2 separate regions of the Homo sapiens genome follow, and region 1 is linked to region 2. Evidence: chromatin contacts called from ENCODE Hi-C or POLR2A ChIA-PET data. All regions are on one chromosome and are shown on one strand. The core of a region is the stretch at or near the end of the contact, and the rest is flanking DNA. Distances in the headings are between cores, read along the strand shown. Region 1 holds the start of GRK3 (G protein-coupled receptor kinase 3). Region 2 holds the start of KIAA1671-AS1 (KIAA1671 antisense RNA 1).

Evidence for each region. A loop is a pair of places that touch in the nucleus more often than their neighbours do. ChIA-PET counts read pairs that join two places held with the same protein, here RNA polymerase II (POLR2A).
Region 1: a map of chondrocyte shows a loop between it and region 2 (6-fold over the local background). The contact joins the promoter of GRK3 here to the promoter of KIAA1671-AS1 in region 2. A Hi-C loop is called at or near these places in 1 of 168 maps with a recorded cell type or tissue (chondrocyte). POLR2A ChIA-PET finds 5 or more read pairs at or near these places in 3 of 52 experiments (CD4-positive, alpha-beta T cell, Caco-2 and activated T-cell).

The regions. Positions count from the first base shown.
Region 1 is chr22:25,561,614-25,568,282 of GRCh38, reverse strand. GRK3 (G protein-coupled receptor kinase 3) reads right to left here and starts at 3,608. Exons shown (of 21, transcript NM_005160.4): 1 at 3,130-3,608. The coding sequence starts at 3,242. GRK3-AS1 (GRK3 antisense RNA 1) reads left to right here and starts at 2,867. Exons shown (of 4, transcript NR_183564.1): 1 at 2,867-3,203; 2 at 3,924-4,193; 3 at 4,802-4,980. RefSeq lists enhancers at 934-1,113, 2,396-2,911 and silencers at 3,023-3,272, 3,583-3,682.
Region 2 is chr22:25,109,974-25,116,254 of GRCh38, reverse strand. KIAA1671-AS1 (KIAA1671 antisense RNA 1) reads left to right here and starts at 3,563. Exons shown (of 5, transcript NR_038941.1): 1 at 3,563-3,638; 2 at 3,832-4,068; 3 at 5,258-5,297; 4 at 6,137-6,254. The region is part of intron 6 of KIAA1671; the gene reads right to left. RefSeq lists enhancers at 3,884-4,745, 4,746-5,608.

The sequences.
Region 1 (6,669 bases), core at 2,359-4,858, 450 kb before region 2:
AAAGTCGTCTGAATCACTCCAGGGCTTAAGATGATGACCCTTTGTGGGCCTTTGCTTGTGAATTAGACCTTACTTAAATAAAAGTATTTCTTTTCCAACATGATGTAAAACAACTGGCCTGCACATCTAAATGCTCCTGTTTTAACTGGGCCTGCAAGGGAGGCTGTGGGTCACAGTTTACTACTCCCAGTAGGCCCCATTATCAGCTACATTAGCTCAACAACATTTCAGTAAACTAAAGCAGCTATACCATTTGGACAAACAGTCAGCTTTTCCAGGATTTGCACTCATTGGTTGGTTAACTGAATAAAGTGTCAACATAACAAAATATTTGCCTCTTGCCATCTCAGGGAAGCAAAATCTCCCCTGGGCAGAATGTTCCATTTTCTGAGACTCTCCTGTAATAGGCAGGAAGCTGCAAACCCAGTGTTTCATTTAAATTAGCTAGATATTTCGTTCTGATGCTCTTCTGTTTAAAACTGTGGGAAAGGCAAAGTAACTAAAATAAGGAAGCACAAAGAATAGTGACTGCAAATAATTTGCTGGAAATAAAAAAATCACTAGTGATAGACCAAAGGCAAATTAAAATGTATGCTTCTCATTCAGATACCAAAAATACAAATCTGAACATCTCTTTCAAGAATACCAAAAACTGGTGATCACATGGCTTCCTCTATAATGAAGCTGAAATAGAAACTTATCAGAAAACATTTGACCCGTATCCCTTTTACCAATAGTGTGAAGTCATACCAGCTATTTAAGTCATTAGGCTGGGGCATTTTAACATGCAATTAACTTTTTTACAGGATCTAGAAATTCCCCAACCCCCAACCTCCAAATCAAATAGGTAGGCCACTAACTGCCATCCAGTGGTAGAGAGAATTTTGCAAGATGTTATACCTGATAATCTCAATGTAACAGAATCCTAACACAGCACAAGGAGTGACTGTTACTATGTAAATAGCTACATTACAAAACTAAAGCCAAAGCCACTAAGATAAGTAGAAAACAAATTAGAATCTCAGGAGGAGGTTCCAATGGCCCAATTCGAGAGTCTATTTTAAAAAGAGCAACAGAGTAACAATTACTGAAGGGCTGTTTCCTAAAATTACTCTCTGGTTGGTATTTCTCAATTTTCAAATGTCATGAGAAATAATGCTGGCTGTCACTTACTCTGCCTTAAAAGAAAGCATTACCAAAGAATACCACTGAAAAACAAAGGCATTCATACAAGGAAGTGAACACCCTAAGTGCATAAGTACGTTCTTAAGAGGGACACTAAAAAAGCAGAAGTCACATTAAGTTCCAAACACCAAGAAAAAAAAAACTGAACAGAAGTTCCTAACTTTATTAATATTATATACTAGCCCCCCCCAAAAAAAAAACTGCCCATGAGTTGAGATTTATCAATTTTGTATATAGAAATACTACATATTTAGGACTCCCTGCCTTTGGGTGGTGGAGGGACACTAGGAAAGGCAAGACAAAAGAGGAATTAAGCCTTTTTCTACCACATTAGAAATGTACAGTTTTTTTGGTGAAATTTAGGTTTGATGTAGGCGTTCTTGTTCTCTAAGTAAGTTTCCCATTTGCCGGAAATTTTAAGCAGCATTGATTTTTTTCAATTAGCTTCAGATATGCTACACTCTGGAATAGGGGTGTTAAACTCACGACATTGCAGAAAGGTTTGCACTTTTCCCTCATTTTCACTACTTGGCATTGTCTATCAAAGAGTAGCACATCCTGCAAAACCAACAAGAGGCATGGGCTAAGGAGGAAAAGCAAGCTCAAAATACCTAGCAAGCATGTCTTCATTTGCACAATTTAGCTTTTCACAACAAATAACAAGGGGACTGGTATTTTCTGTATCATAGGGCTCATGGATGACTTGTAAAAAAAATCAGATGATGATCACTTAGCATTAGGTAACATTTAAGCAATCTTGGGCGCCTAACGCTTGAAGGACTGATGATTTCAAATGGACAATAACTTTGGTTTAGATTCCAATATTTTACAGAATTGCATGGTTTCAAATTCACCATAAACAAGATGCCTCTTTTGAGCATCAATTCCAAGAGCTATTTAGCATCAAGGAATCACATTAGCTGTACAACTCATGATGGTGTTAATTAGGAAAGGAGCTAGAGAAAAAAAAATCCATCACTGAAGCCTTGATACGTTATTTAAAACTCACTATTAACCAGACAAACTATTTTTTCTGGGGAAGTGCTAATGATATGAACTAGAAAAAATTTTACTAGTACCTTAATAATAAATCATTTGAGAGAAAATTGCAACTTGGTATGCACCTCACCGAGCCCCTCGCCAATTCAATCGGGCCCTCCTTTGATAATTTAACAACAAATTCCTGTCTGGAATCACCCATTCAAGTGTCTTTTTAAGTGACTCCTGTTTCAATTTTTTAATAAAGTGCCACCAGTAGATCTACAAGTTGAGGAAAGCAGCTCAGGTGACACACTTGGCACCAAAAAGAATACTGAGTGGGTCAAAATCCTGCCCGGGGACAAAATAGAAGAGAAGCCGAAGAAGGTGACTAGACTTAATAGACTTCAAGAAGAGCAAGTACTGAAAACAGCAGTTTAACTACCTCGGACAATAAGCAACAAGCCTGCAGTCCCCAGGTAAGCGGCCCAGAGGGAGGTGAGAGGATGGAGTTGGAAAGGGGGACCAATGAGCCCGGGAAGAAGGAGCGACCAGGATGGAGCGCAAAGCAGTGACAGGCAAGGAGCCAACGGGGACTACACCAATGCAACAGGAAGAACCACGGGGATGGGACAGGGCAGGACAGGACAGGGCTGGGGGGAGGGGGCGACAGGGATGGAGCTGGTCCAGCCAAGTCATAACCAGACCCTGGCTGGGGCGCTCGCTGCGCGCAGGGCGCCGCGCCGGGCACTTTGGAGCGCTCTCTCCCGGGGTGCCCCCCACCGGCCCTCCGATGCCCCATTTCAGAGACTGGAACGACGAGGCCGGCCCCGCATCGCCCGCTCCGCTGTGTCACCCGCCCCGGGGCAGCGGAGGCTCAGCGCCCGACCCTCCAGGAAGCAGGGGGTAGCTGGCGGCCGCAGGGGGCGGCGGCTTGGGGCCGGCGCCGGCCGGGGCAGCTGGTACCTGGGCTCCGGCAGGACGATCCTCTTGCTGGCGCGGGCGGCCGGGGTCGCCTTGCTCTTCTCCATGGCCATCAGGTAACTGACATCGGCCAGCACAGCCTCCAGGTCCGCCATGTTGGCGAGCTTTGGCGGCGGCGGCGGCGGTTACTCCGGACCTGGACGGGACGCGCGCCCGCCGCCGCCGCCCGCCGCGCCCCGACCTGGGGGGGCCGCCCCGGGGCAGCCCCCCCCTCCGCGCGCCCCCGCCCCGCGCGCGCGCCGCGCGCCCCACTAGCGCTCTGCGCGCGCCGCAGGCTGTAGCCGGCCGGGGTCGCAGCACGCCTCCCCGCTCCGCCCCCTCGCGCGCCGCCCGGCGCCCCGCGCACGCGCGCCGCCCCCTGCTCCTTCAGCGAGGGTCTGCGGGGAGCGCGCGTCCAACGGTCAGCGCCCCTCAGTGCACAGTCCCAGCGGCCTCGCTGGGCCGGCGCCTCCCGACCAAGTCTCTACGGTCGCCCTCCCCTCGGGGTGGCCACGAGGGACTCCTCCTCCTCTTCCTCCTCCCCTCCCTCCCCCTCGGTCTCCGCCTCCTCCTTCTCCTCCTCCTTCACTGCCCCGACCTCCCGCCCCAGGTTCCACGCGCTCTGATGCCCGCCCCGCTCACCCAGAGAAGCCCTGGGCCAGACGTCCACAACCCAAGGGGTTATGGGGAGGCCTCTGCTCCCTGGACACAGTAGTTCTCAAACTGGACAGTGTCAATCAGCATCCTCCGGGAGGTCTGGGGTGGCCCCGGAAATACATGTGTCCCACCTATCCCAGCAGGTAATGATGAAACTCCTGCTCTGGTCCGGGCTACCGGTGAACAGCGCCCAGCGGGCCGGGCCCCCAACCTCGCTCCTGAGCCTGAACATCCCCCCAACCCCACCGTGAGAATTCAGCGAAGAGTAAAAGCTGGAAAAAGTTGCGTGTCTTAGGCTAAGCAGAACAAAGTGGGGTGACGGCTCCCCGGCTAGGAACAGAGATGCCCTTAGGGAGCCCTCTGATGGAAGAGCTCTCCGCTTAAGAAGGTCACCACTCCCTTACACTCAGGTGAGAGGTTTTAGTTTGGGTGTTGAAATGGTGTTGAGAAATAGAAGGAGAGAGAGTATTCCTGTCGTTAGGGTTTTACGGTCAATACAAGAGACAATTAGGGAGCATCTGCTGCGAGCACACTCGCACCACGAGGGTGATTTAGGGAAGTGGAAAAGCGAGATACAGCCCAAACACCGAAGCTGGGGGGAATTTCCAGCTTCCTGATCTTCGGTCTCGGTGTCTTTCATCATCACTCCACCCCGATGCCTGGGGTTTTCAGTTGCTTATTTTTCTACAGTGTGCACACAAGTCCGCATTCAGGATCCATGTGACACTCAGGCTGGAGTGGTGGTAAGGGACACGCAGGCAGTCTTAGGAAGACCTAAGCTGGAAATTAATGTTTTAAAATCCCTTTCATTCACCTGAATTGGTCACGTATTTCCATGAGCCTAGACGTTGCTAGAATTTGAGTGAACGTTCTGTCCATAACTTACAGGGTTAACGGGACCCACCAGATACAGTTAAGGTCAAATTTCAGATATTTCATGTAATGTCATTGCAGAAGCAGCCTGATTCTGTCATCAAATAGCCTGTTTCCCTCTTTTGTTTTCTCTCCCACGCCACAGCCCCCCTCAATCTGATTCCCTGCTATGCCTGCCATCACCACTGGCCAGTTTTACCACATGCTTCTCAAGACCCAAGGCACAATAGGCATAAAGTTGTCCTGAAAAGGACAAGAGGAGTGTCAGAAGTAGGAATGGCAGTTGAAGGAGCTTCGTCTGCCAGCAGAAAGCTGAAATGACAGGCAAGCACAAAATATATTAAGGAGACAAAGCTATGCATGAGCGAAATATCAAACTTTCATCTTCTACCCACTTTTTTTTTTTTTTTTTGCTTAAAAACAGGAAGACAGAATGTCTTGTCAAGGGTCACCCCAGGAGGAGGAGTAAATTCCCCAAAAAGCGGAACATATTTTTATGATTTAATTAATACAATTTCTCTCAATGTGTCTGTTTATCATTTGAGCATCCACATGATCAGACCTGACATCTGCCTACATTTTCTTGGTCGTCTTTGACTTCAGTTAAGAACCTTTTGCTCTTTGTTTTCCCCCAGCAGCACAGTATATTAAGTTTGGAACAAGACACACCTGAAATCAAATCCCTGCTCTGTGCTGGGTGATCTTAGAGGCAGTCTTTTACCTCTTTCTACTTTATTGTTCTCATAGGAAAAGTGGAAATGAGGCCTTTTACCCCAGGGTTGTTGAGAAGACAGAGGAGAAAAAGCACATAAAAATGCACCTTGTCGGGCGTGGGGCTCACACCTGTAATCCCAGCACTTTGGGAGGCTGAGGCAGGTGTATCGCTTGAGGCCAGGAGTTCAAGACCAGCCTGGCCAACAGGAAAAATACATTAAAAATAATGTCTCTATTAAAAATACAAAAATTAGCCAGGTATGGTGGTGCACGCCTGTAATCCCAGCTACTCAGGAGGCTGAGGCAGAAGAATCGCTTGAACCCAGGAAGCGAAAGCTGCAGTGAGTCGAGATCGCAGCACTGGGCAGGCACAGTGGCTCACACCTGTAATCCCAGTACTTTGGGAGGCTGAGGTGGGTGGATCACAAGGTCAGGAGATGGAGACCATCCTGGCTAACACGATGAAACTGTATCTCTACTAAAAATACAAAAACAAAATAAGCTGGGCGTGGTGGCGGGCGCCTGTAGTCCCAGCTACCTGGGAGGCTGAGGCAGGAGAATGGCAGGAACCCGGGAGGCAGAGCTTGCCGTCAGCCAAGATTGCACTGCTGCACTCCAGCCTGGGCAAGAGAGCAAGACCCTGTCTCAAAAAAAAAAAAAAAAAAAAAAAAAGCATTTTGCCTGGCACCCAGTAGATCCTCAATAAAGGTCATGGCACTTCCTCTATTTATTTTGCTTCATTTTACCCTGGCATGCTAGAGAAGATACTGAAACTAGTTGTTCACAGTCATTACACTTGAAGCAGGAAGACCCCTTACCAAAAATAACATCTCCCTAGGGCATTTCTAGGAACCAAAATGGCAAAAACATTTGCATCTATAAACATGAGCAATTACTCTTTTGGCAGAAAGACCAAGGAGTCCAAAATTTGGTCCTCTAACTGAGGCCCCTACACCATTTGAGTCAGCTGACTCAATTACCCAGGGGTATTTTTTTCTGGTGTTCATAGTGTATGAATTTCTGTTCCCTGGCTGTCTCTTTGGTTGTCTCACTTTCTCCACCCCCTCTTCTTTCCCTTTTTCTTGACTCTCTTGATACTGAACAGCTTTTTGTGTTCACTGCAAACAAAAGGGGTTAATGACAGTGATGATGAAGTTGTCATAACTGACCTGCTGGATCCTGTTACTAAACACCATCCCCAGCCTGTAATCATCACAAAGAACAGAAAAAACAAATAGCAACCCATTTGTACTTAGCTAATAATGCTCCCTTGCAAATAATTATGTCTCCCACCCCCAG
Region 2 (6,281 bases), core at 2,314-4,813:
CACAAAAGAAAAAAAATGGCTGGGTGTGGTGGCACATGCCTGTAGTCCCAGCTATTCCAGAGGTGAGAGGATGGCTTGAACGCAGGGTATCGAGGCTGTGGTGAGCTATGATCGTGCCACTCCACTCCAGCTCCAGTGACAGGGCAAGACCTTGTCTTCAAAATAAGTAAATGAAAATAGGCTGGGCACAGTGGCTCATGCCTGTAATCCCAGCACTTTAGGAGGTTGAAGCGGGTGGATCACTTGAGGTCAGGAGTTCGAGACCAGCCTGGTCATCATGGTGAAACCCTGTCTCTACTAAAAATACAAAAATTAGCCAGTGTTGTGGAGGGCACCTGTAATCCCAGCTACTGGGGAGGCTGAGGCAGGAGAATCACTTGAACCTGGGAGGTGGAGGTTGCAGTGAGCCGAGACTGTGCCACTGCACTCCAGCCTGGGTGACAAAGTGAGGCTCTGTCTCTAAATAAATAAATAAAAATAAATACTGGTTGAATGAAAATATGAGTGAATTAATGAAGACATGCAAGTTATATGCACCTGATGCTTAGCATGGAGCCCTGCACACAGTAAATACAAACACAGGTTGATCAGGCTCTTACTCTGCTTCCCTGAGGCACCAGTCTAGCCTTCTAGGAAGGTAGGACTCACATTACAGTCTGAGCCCCCCAAAAAGCAACGTGGAACGAACATTTATTCAGCACCTCCTGCATGCCAGGGCTATGCTTGCTCTTAGTCCACTCTGTCCCATTGAACCACCCACCAGACAAGTCCCAGCTGAATCTCCATGTTTCAGATGAGGGCACTGAGGCTGCAAGAGGTGATTTAAGCTGCCCAAGGTCACTCAGTTTGCACGTGGTGAGTTGAGACTCAGGCCTAAGTCTGTCTGACTCCAAAGCCCTCCTTGGTGCGGCACCCCATGGCCTCAGAGACCCCCCACTTCCCGCTTTTATTCCAGTCTTGGCCCCTGTGCCACTGCCATTGTTCCTGGGTTCTGGAATTTTCTGTCTGGCCTCTAACTGGAGTCCACCTTGTCTCCTCGGCTAAACCTGGAGTACCAGGCGTGTTTCTCAGGCTCACATGGGAGTGCAGCATAAACGTGCCTCTTCCTGCCTTTGTGGCTCAGAGACAAAGCATTTGTTTTCCCTCTTTCCCCCTTTTATCCCTTGGACACAGAAGCAGGCAGGCCATTAGCAAATTACTTCAAGGCTGGCTTTAGAAAACATTTCAGGGCACGCCTTTGAGGGTTATTTTGTGCCCGCAATAGATTCTTCTACACTGCTCTGAGTAAATACAAGCCGGAGGCAGGAACCAGGATGAAATGAATGGATTATTTAGATAAATCATGTACAAGGTCAGAAAGACTAAAATCCTGCCCCCTCCCAGCCCCAGCCACGGATACTGCTGTTGTCCCAAACTCTTAAGTAATTGTCTGTGGCTTTAAAAAGTTTCTTCCCATAAAACGAATATTTAAGTGAAGTCCCTGAGTAAAAAGGGCGTGTGTGGGTTTTCCAGCTCATTGAAAATCTTTGAAGTGATGGTTTGAGAGGAAAGGTTTGGTTGCCACAAGAACTAATTTTTAAGCACCACAAGCTAAGAACGGCCACGCTCACCACACATTTACCAGCACATCAATGCACGATCATCCCCATTTCACAGAGGAGGAAATCAAGGCACAGAGAGGGAAGGAGTCTGTCCAAGATCACACAGCTGGGAAGCGGCAGAGCCAGGACTCAACCCCTAGGCAGGGGGTCCCTGGCCTTGCGTTTCGTTGACTTATCTGCAACACTGCACATGTTCCTATCCTAACTCTGCCTTTATCCTGCTCAGGCAGAGTATCTAGGCAAGCAACAGAGAGAGAGCATTCACAAGTGTGCAGATTCTGTGTGCCTGGCACTGTGCTGGGGGCTTGCTTCAATCTCATACCAAGGCCTTGGTTCTCCTCATTGGACACAGGAAGAAACTGAGGCTTAAGAATGGGTCAGGGCTCCTCAGCCAGGAGTCTGATTCAAGCTGTCAAGGCCAAGGCCAGCTGGTGCCTACCACCCAGTAGGGTGGCTACATGGGAAGGAGCCTGAAGCTTGAATGTATTTAGCATGTATTTACACTCTTGGTGGCATCTCGACGCAACACGGAATGGTTCTCTGCACCACCCAACTTCATTTATTCAACCAGCTGGAGAGGCCACTCCTGCCAGTGGCACCAACCTGTAACACAGGGTAAGACGCCTAGGGGATTCATGCCAATGCCCATGGTCACACCACTCCCCAGGGTGGGGAAAGAGGGATGCCAACAGAGCCTGCCTGTCACCAACCCCATACCCTGAGAGAGAACAGGAGTGACAGAGAAACAAACAGAGACAGAGCAAGGCAGAAAGACACATCACAGAGACAGAGATACACACAGAGGGAGACAGAATGAATGAGGGGCCTTCTTTCCCTGTGGCAAGTCACACCTTCCAGAGGTTGGGGAATCTGTCTCATAAATCCAAGCCCCACTAATTTGTTCTGGGCCACAAAGAAGCACAGACCCACTGTGAAGGAGACGTCCTGTGAACGAGACACGTGTCATGCCCAAGTGCTCGGCTCCTGCCTTGCATTTGCAACTGCCTGCTCTGGCTGCTGCGTGACCTGGGGTGAGTCACACCTCTGGGTCAGCAGAGGGGATACTGAGCCCCTGCACCTGGCAGGGCAGCTGTGAGCCCTGCCACCTCGAGTGTAGGGAGGGCCAGCTCAGGGCTCCTCCCTAAATGCTGGGTCCCTTAATGACTATAGCACTCCTGGCTAGGAGGAACCCAGAAAAAGGGGCTGGCTTAGCCCTTCGCCTGTCCTCAAGTGCTCCCATAAACTGGGCCAACACAGTCAGGTGGCAGAAGTCTCCTATGTGAAAATGGCAGGCCCTCTCTTTAGGCTCAGGTCTGGTCAGTGACCTGGGCAGCCCTGAATTAATTGGGAGGGTCTGGGGAGAACATCTGCTGGGAGCTGGACTGCAAAGAGCCGTGAATGGGGAGGTCAGAGCCTGGGGTTCGGGACCTGGCTCTGCCACTCACTCACTGTGCTTCCCCCACAGTAGGCACTTTCGCTTTCTGGGCCCAGTCCCACCTCTCCAAATCATCAGAAGGACCTTACGATTGTTTCTGCACTGTCGCCTAGCAGGACACAGGCCAAGGTTTTAATCATTAGCTGTCATTCCACCCTGCTGTCCCAATCCAAGCCCTCCCGAGCCTGCCTGAGTAAGAAATCAAGGCCTCCCTCCCTGGCCCACTCACACCAAACCCAAGGTTCACGGCCAGCGGGCAAACTCGCCCACCACACCTCGGTCTCCTAAGACCCTTTCCTTGGCAATCCAATGAAAGCTCGGTGGAACGACAAAAGCTACAACTCAGCGTGCACATGACACCGCCACTTGTGCTTCCTAGGAGGGTGAGAGGAGATGAGGCAGGTGCCACTAATCCACCCTAAAAATAGGGAGAAGGATGAGCTTTCGTGTCGGGGGTTGGGGTGTTCACACTTAAACATAAATCAACTGGCAAATTCAGCCCAACTCACGTGCTGGCCCTGTCCACACAGACGTCGACTCCAGCAAAAATGTCCTGACTGACTTCAGGAGAGAGGAATTATTGCTACGTGCCTCTTTCCCAGGTACAGGGGACAGGAAGTGCCTGGGCTTTGACTGACAACTATTCTGGAAGAAGTAACTTCCCCGGTTTGATGTCTGGGACCCCCTCCCTGGGAGGACTGGAGGGGAGGAGCTTTCAGTGTTGTTTTAATATTTTTTAAAACATAATAAGCTTACAATATCTGGCGGTTCCGAATCTGTATGCCTTTTCCTCAGTGAAGAAAATCTCTGTTGGCTGCGAGCAGAGAAGCGGCGGAAGGATTCCCGACTCCGGGAAGCCAGGTGTCGGAAGGAGGAAGTACGCTTGAAGGGGGTCCGGCTGGCCGACTCTGCACTCGTCCGTTCGTGGCCCACCGTGGTGGTCACCAAATTGAGGGCTTCCTGGAAGGACCTCCTCACGGTGCCCATCCACTGGGTCATGTGGGTCTGGGCCACTGTGAGTTTATCTCCCAGGTAATCCATGGGGCCAGCCAGGAGGAGAGGGAAGAAGGAAGTTAGGGAGGGAGAGAGCAATTAAAACGCCAGTGTCCTCTTGCCTCTTTGGACTCTTTTGCTCATGGAAGTTTTGGGCTTGCTTGGAGGAAAAAAAATTAAAAACAGCAGCTTTCTTCAGGCAAACCAAGGGTAAGTAAACATCCCTGAGCCAGGAGCCGGCTGCATCCACGGGTGCCGCTCAGAATTAAGAGGCAGCTAAGTGCCAGGCTGGGAGTCCACCCCAGCGGAGTTATAAAGTCAACACACTGGGCAGTCCAGGTTCCAGTTCCAGGGCTCACCCAGCTGATCGGCCGAGACAAGGAGCTTTGAGGAACAAGCCGGCTGCACTCACTCCAGGGCGTGACGGTCCCGAAAGGCGGGGGATGGGGATGGGGGTGGGGGTGGAGGGGGCGGCCTTTGGGCACCCTCGTCCTCACTTCCCTTCAGGTAGGCAGCCCCCCTGAGGTGCACCCTGGGAGGTTCCGGTGGGCAAGCTGCCGCACCCTGCTGCCCCCTGCCCGGCTGCCCTCGGCCAGACCCCGCTCACCTGACCCATGCAGGTTTTCTGTCCTCTGGCTGGAGATTCCAAACCTGTCGGCCGGCAGGCGGCTAGCTCACTTCCGGAGGCAGCCACCAGGGCCCCCGGGTCCCCTGGCTGAGCAGCCCGGGATGACATCAGCCCCCGTCTTAGCGAGGGGCTTCGCTGCCCAGGAATGCAGGAGGGGCCTCGGGGAGGCGGAGGCGGTGGCGGCGGCCGCCCAGGGAGCTGACGTCCGCCCCCATTTTTTTCTCCCCCAAGTCCCAACTCGCTCACGGTCCCTCGGGGCTGATGGCAACTTCACGTGCCTGCCAGCCTACCCACCCCTGTGCCCTCACAGCAAGCGCACCAGGAAATGCGGCTGCACGTGTGTGCATGTGTGTGCACTCTGTGTGTGTGTGCGTGTATGTCGGCGATCTGGCAGCCCCGGGAAGGTTAGCACTGCTGGGAAACGGCTTCTGCCTCTAAGGTTACAGGCAGCGTCTTGGGACCTCTGGTCGGCTGTCAGTCTGTCTCCCTCTCGTGGTCTGTTTCTCTGTTGATTTCTCAGCCTCGCTCTCCTCCCTCTCCCTGTGTCTCAACTTCCACTTGCTTGTCTCTAAGCGTCTCTCCTCTCTCTCTCCTTTTCAGCTGTCTCTCCCTCCCTCTCTGGAAGGCAACACTGATCCAGGTGAGACAGCCTCTGAGGTCCCCCAGGAAGGACTGGGGAGGGCTGTATTTCAGTACAGGCGGAGTTGCCATGGCAACCCGGGGCACAGCATCTGCCCTGTCCTGGGCAGCAGGCTCAGCACTGGGAGCAATGGGAATGATTCATGGTTTACACTAGGTCACGTGAGCTCCCTGGGTTTTAACCCTTACAGGGCTGGAGTACTAGGGGTTGGGGGTACGACTAGACCCTAACACCCACTGTCCTCGGCCAGGCCCCGCTCATCTGACCCATGCAGGTTTTCTGTCCTCTGCCTGGAGATCCCAAACATGTCAGGGGTTGTTAGAAGGGGGTGGGCAGCAGCTGGATCCTGGAGGTCAGGCACACCTGTTAAAGGAGGTTTCTCCTTCTAGCAGGGATCCATGTCCCCCCAACCCCACTACTTTTACAGACAAGGAAATGCAGATTCAGAGACATAGATTCACTTGCCCAAGGTCACACAGCAAGGATGTCACCAGGCATGCACCAGAGCTGCTCCCACCCCAGGTTTTCCCAGGTCTGACATGGTACCTGGCCCAGAGTCAGGGCTCTGTAAATATTTATTGTTCGGACACCAAGTACACAATTGAAACCCAGGTCGCTCAGAATGCATCCTATGTCCTTTCCACCACCACCTCACTTCAGTTTTGAACAAATATTTGTTTTCTAGACACTGGTCAAAGGGCCTCACTTGAGAAAGTTTATCACAAAGGACTCTCTGGCAATATGGCCAACAGATCTCTTTCTTTTCTATGTATTCCCAGTCCTTACAGCTATTCATTCTCTTTCTCTCCCTGTCTCTCTTCTTCTTTTTTTGGATACAGGATCTCACTCTGTTGCCCAGGCTGGACTGCAGTGGCATGATCACAGCTCACTGCAGCCTTGGCCTCCCAGGCTCAAGCGATCCTCCCACCTCAGCCTCCTCGGTAGCTAGGACTACAGGTATGTGCCACCATGCCCAGCTAATTT